2 separate regions of the Homo sapiens genome follow, and region 1 is linked to region 2. A link is an interaction called in ENCODE POLR2A ChIA-PET data of the cell type or tissue named here. Cell type or tissue: MCF 10A. All regions are shown on one strand. Links, peaks and the distances in the headings refer to the core of each region. The heading gives the core; the rest is flanking DNA. Region 1 has its middle 8.3 kb from the start of ARL4A. Region 2 has its middle 180 kb from the start of ARL4A.

Region 1 (2,917 bases), core at 272-2,771, 170 kb before region 2:
TTCCACTTTAATCTCAATGCAATACTACTGTCAATAATTTGATGACTGGTAGTGGTTTAAGAATGTTGTAGTTACCTTTGTCCTTTAGGTATATCTCACTGGAGGTAAATTCTTGTATTTTAAGGTCACTTGGAATTGTTATTTTATGTGGGATTATGTTTTAGATATATTTGTTTCACAAAATCTCTTACTTGCTTTGTAGACATGTTGAGTCTGGTTTATTTAATATATACAGTTCTTCAAGTATATTTAAAAATACTGAATTTGGGACAAAAAATTTTACACACAATACTTTAGGAACCTCTCTTTTAAAATTGATGTACATGAATATTTTCCACAATCATGAGGAATTTTTTCTAGGCAATATTTTTCTTCTCAGTTCAAGCAGTAGAATTGTTTTGTGAAAATTTAAGTAATTTACATGGAAGACATCTGATATATAACAGCCCTCTGATTGAAAAAGAACTCTTCCTGTTGCAGCTCTTTGTAATGTCAACGAGAATCTGAATATTTGTTTTATGGGGTTTTTTCTTTGTTCCTTTTTAGTGCAGAAACTGAATAACTAAACAGCAGGGGATTAGAAATTGTGGGCATCCAGTGGGCTGTTGTATTTCTTAAGTATTCAGATGAAAAGTGCTTGTTTCCCTTAATCTGTCATCTACCTGAAGATACCCAGAAATGGGTGAGTGACAAAATGGAGTTCCCTAGAATGACATTTTTCTAAACTGGCTATACTTCAGAATGACTTAAGGAGCTCTTGAGATTCCTACACTTCACTTCAGACATTTTGAATGGAATCTTTAGGAAATGGGTCCAGTAATTTATATTCCACCTCTTTGTAGGATGTTTTTTAAACACACCTAGATCAGCCAGATTTAGAAACCATTGTTTTGGAACTTAAAAATTGTGGGCTGGGGATGCCAGAGGGATAATACTTTTAGTGGCAGGAATAAAGGGATCATAAATAGAACTGGCCTAGTGAAACTTTACCTGTCTTAGACCCTTTTCTTCTACATAGTGGAATGTTTTTCATTGGCTTGACATTTATGTCATAATAACCAAACAGAATGCTGTCTGATCCAGGGATGTCTCAGATCAGATGGCTTAGGAGAAATCTGAGCAACCCCAGGGAAAGGCAATATGGAATAGACACTTTTCCTTTTACTAATTTTATATATATTGTATGCTTAATAGGTGATATCTTAGAAATTTACAAATAGTCCTGCCCATCTCACAAGAGACCAGTTAAAGCTTTAGAGATGAAGTACTATTAATAAGTAGTGCCTACAGTGTTGTTTTTTCTGTAACCCTTTTGAGAACTTTGAATGTCACGGGTTTCAATGATGATAGCCAATTATTTTGAGGACTAGCAGATATGGTAAGGAAAAATCAAAGACCTATCACAGTAGGAATACTTGAAGAAAACGGGCAGATCCAAATGGCTTATAACCAATAGGCTAAACCCAAGATGCATTTGATTCATCAAATAAGTAAAACACGTTCAGTCTATTCTATAAAGAAAGATGGTCTTTCTTGCTTGATCAATCTGTCAGCAGCTCTCATGTTAGAAACTGGGTGTTTATGTTAAATTATACAGGTAGAGTATTGACATGTATTAGCTGTGTAACTGAATGCAAGTTACTTAATTTCTCTTAGCTACAGCCTTCTCACCTTTAAATGGCAACATTATCTCTCTTACAAGGTTATTTATGAAGGAAGCTTTATGAGTCATCTGGCATGATTTCTAGCAAGTAGACCAAACATTCACTCAGGTATATGAACAACTGCCTCATGCTGCCAGGTGTTTAGAATATAGCAATCACCAAAACAGAAGGGTAGTTTGTCTCTTTCCTACTCTAGAAAGTAAGCTCCACAGGGACGGGGCATTTATCCATTGCCATATCCCTAGCTCTTATAAACCACACAGCACATACTAAACACTCACATATGTGCATAGTTAACAAATAAATGAAGCTTAATTCTAAAGGGATATCAGACAAAAGTTAATAAAATAGGCCGGGCGTGGTGGCTCACGCCTGTAATCCCAACACTTTGGGAGGCCGAGGTGGGTGGATCACGAGGTCAGGAGATCAAGACCATCCTGGCTAACACGGTGAAACCACATCTCTACTAAAAATATACACACAAAAAATTAGCCGGGCATGGTGGCACGCGCCTGTGGTCCCAGCTACTCAGGAGGCTGAGGCAGGAGAATGGCATGAACCCAGGAGGTAGAGGTTGCAGTTAGTAAAATAAAAAATGTGAAAAGTGCTATGAAGGAAACAGAGGGCTAAGGATGAGAAAACAATAGGGGTGACTTTCACTGGATAAAGTGGTTGGAGATTTTTCTGATTTATCTAAAGAGCTATGAGAAGAGTAGAAGAAAGAGCATCTCAGGCAGAGGGAACTTTATTTGCAAGGGCCCTGAGATGGAAAATCACTGAACCGAGTAGACTAAGTATGCTTAGAACTGGTGAGCAATCGACAGAATGGCAGGATATGAAGTTGCAAAATCAGAATAGAGCATTTACCTGTCTGACAATTGTATTTTTAATGATAGTTTGCTTTTACTTGGTCTTTATATATTTAATTACAAATTACTGATATTTTGTTTAAATCTACCACATTTTTCCATTTGACTGTTTATTTTTATGTCCTTTCTTTCTTTTAGATTAAGTCTTTTTTCTTCTCACCCCCTCACCCCTCCCCCCTGGTTATACATTCTTTTACTATTCTTTTTGTTATTCCATAGTTGCAGCATACATCTTTTTTTTTTTTTTTTTTGGAGTCTCGCACTGTCACCCCGGGCTGGAGTGCAGTGGCGTGATCTCGGCTCGCTGCAACGTCTGCCTCCCGGGTTCGAGCGATTCTCCTGCCTCAGCCTCCCAAGTAGCAGGGATTACAGGCGCCCACCACC
Region 2 (2,917 bases), core at 109-2,608:
GCTCTCAGCAGAGAGGGAAGTTCCTCTATGCTGCTGGTTATCCTGTCTTCTCCTCAGCTCTCAGCACAGAGGAGACTCTGGGGTGGGCAGCTCCTCTCTGCAGCTGGTTGTCCCATCATCTCCCCATAGTCTCTCTGTCCTGTGCTTGAGTCTGGCGGAGTCTGGGGTTTTTATGGGCCTCAGAGGGGAAGAAGTACATGCTGATTAGTCCATGGGTGGCATGGGCAGACCGAGGGAAAAGCACCACAAGTTTCCACTCCGGTCTGTGGGACTGGTGGCCTGACCCCCAGGCTTCAGGTTCTCCCTGGTTTGAAGGTTGGGCTTCACTGAGGACCAGCCCCCTTCGGCCTAGGAGCCTGTCTGCTTCCTGCTGCTTGTTAATGGCACCCAGACTGTTCATGCCAAGGCATGCCTGCAGGCCAGTACCAGGCTGTCCTCAGTCCCTCCTTGGCCTGCCTCCCCTGCTTGTTGGCACCCAAAGTCTGTAGGGAGGCTGACATCAGGGAGAAGCCAGGCAGTGGAAGCAGGCACTTTCAAGTCTGTGGTAGGGCAGGGGACCATCCCAGGTGCCTGAGAGTGCAGAAATGCCTGAGTTCACAGCTGCAGAAGGGAGGCTGCAGATGCACCTGGGAGCTCCCACCCCACCTGCAGGAGCGGGGCTCCCACTCGTCCCTGGCTCCCATTGGCTCTGTACAGCATGCAGCCCTGGCTGTACCTCCTTGCAGCCCGGGGTGGGGGCTCCAGGTCCTAGCTGGGCCCCTCTCTGCCTGCTCCTTTATGCCCACCTGCACTGCTCTTCCTACATTGGGTGGCTTAGTTTGGACCCATTGCAGTGGCCCCTAGAGGGCTGGGCTCCCGGGGGGCTCCCAGGGGCAGCCCTGGGGATTGTCTGCCTCCACCCTGTGCCCTCCGCGCAGTGGTGGAGGGTGAGAGTGGTGACACAGGTCCAGGGTCTGAAGTGGCGGAGGCTTCACGCCTGGGAGTGGATCCCCGCCACGTGAGGGTGGGGGTGGTGCAGTTGGCTGCCTTAGGAATGCTGGGCACAGGGGCCACAGGGCACAGGGGTCCCACTGCCACTACTGCCACTCCCACAGCCACTTCTGCCACTGCTCCTGGTGCAATGGCAGCGGGCACTCTGGATGGCTCACTGCTACCATTATTGGGGTCCTCAATTTCAGGCCTTGGCTCTTGGATGGCATTTCTGGACCTGTGCTGGGCCAGTGGGAAGCCACTGCTCTGAAGGCTGAGTTCCAAGCCTGGCAAGCATCACCACAAGTTGACTAAAGAGCCCTTTAGCCTTAAGTGAACATCAGCAGTAGCCTGGCAGTACCTGCTGTGAGTCTGTGGTGGGAGATGCTTCTCTGCCTGTGGAAAGGGGAGGGAAGAGTGGGAAGGACTTTGTCTTGTGGTTTGAGTGCCAGCTTAGCAGTAGAATACAACATCAGATAGATTTCCAAGGTTTTTGCCTCCAGTCCCTGGCTCCCAGACAGCATTCTGGACCCATGTGGGGTCTGGAGGAACACAATACCCTGACATGAAGGACACAAGTCTGTCTGGCTTTACCTCTTTCTGATTGTAGAGCCCTAGAGCCTTGAGTGAACGTAGACAGTAGTCAAATAGTGGTTACAGTGGGCCCTGGGTGAGAACCAGTGCTGTGCTGGCCTCAGGTCTAAAACAGCACAGTCCCAGTGGTGGTGGCCACAGGAGTGCTCATGGCACCCTACCCCTAGCTCAGGTGGCTCAGCACAGAGAGAGTGAGACTCCATTTGTTTGGGAGAAAGTAAGAGAAGAGAACAAGAGTCTCTACAGAAGTTGTAGTTGTAATCCAGAAAATTCTTGTCCAAGACTACTAAGGCGGTACCTCCATGGGTCTGCAGGAACCACAGGATTACTGGGCTTAGGATGCCTGCGAATGCAGACACAGCTTATATTACAACATCCAAGTCCTTTCAAATACCTGGAAAGCCTTCCCAAGCAAGGCAGGTACAAACAAGCCCAGACTGCAAAGACTGCAATAAATGCCTAATTCTACAATGCCTAGACACCAGTGAATATCTACAAGCATCAAGACCATGCAGGAAAACATGACCTTACCCCTGAACTAAATACACCAGGGACCAATTCTGGAGAAACAAAGATATGTGACTTTTCAGAGAGATAATTCAAAATAGCTGTTTTGAAGAAACTCAAAGAAGTTCGAGTGGGTAAATAGTAATAGAATGAAGACAGAGGAATTTTGACAGGTGATCTTGAATAATAAGATTATCCTTAATAGATTTCTTCGTTAATCACAAGGGAAAAACTCTTAAAATTCATTAGAAACTTCTAAAGGGGGAGGAATTGAACGTTGTTTTAGACAGCTTTAATTAGATTAGGTGTCTTTGGAATAGCCCTATTGAAAATAATTATGGATGACTTCGCATCAAAGCTAAGTCTTTAAGAACAAAAGATTTCTGGGAAGCAAAATAGTTTAAGGGATTAGTGATTTGGTTTATAAGAGCTACTTGGACTTAATGAGTTCATATTTTTTTGGTGGTGTTAGTCGGGTCAGTGGGTTTCATTCCTGAGAAAAATCTGCTGTGAGGCAACAGAGCGATGACAATGAGGGCTTAAATAACACATGAGCTTGTAAAGACTTTAAATGTCACCCAGTACAATGTGTTGAAACACGATAACTGGAAGATTCCAAAGGCTAAGACTTTACATAAAGCTTTTAATGTCAGGAAGTAATATATTATAAAATGTCATTATTTCATTTTACAAATGAGACAAATGCAGAGTAATTTTAATAAAATATTCTTCTCTTCAAAATAACATACATTTCAATATCGTTCATATCCACTAAAAGAGGTTCAATTTCACTTAATACCCCAATGGGTCTTTAAAAATAACATATACTAATTCTCTCTTTATTTTT

The links. ChIA-PET counts read pairs that join two places held together with the same protein. Peaks named below come from ENCODE experiments on the same cell type or tissue, not always from the same donor. Only the 100,000 strongest peaks of a DNase experiment are listed, where the experiment ranks them.
Region 1: POLR2A ChIA-PET joins it to region 2 with 7 read pairs; 2 of 35 experiments call an interaction of 5 or more read pairs at or near these places.

What each region holds. Positions count from the first base shown.
Region 1 is chr7:12,694,453-12,697,369 of GRCh38, forward strand. No RefSeq gene overlaps it. Among named protein-coding and RNA genes, the nearest start is that of ARL4A, 8.3 kb to the left of the region's middle. In MCF 10A, for the core only: no CTCF peak of the experiment used is centred there; a DNase peak (open chromatin) is centred at 1,749.
Region 2 is chr7:12,863,826-12,866,742 of GRCh38, forward strand. No RefSeq gene overlaps it. Among named protein-coding and RNA genes, the nearest start is that of ARL4A, 180 kb to the left of the region's middle. In MCF 10A, for the core only: no CTCF peak of the experiment used is centred there; no DNase peak of the experiment used is centred there.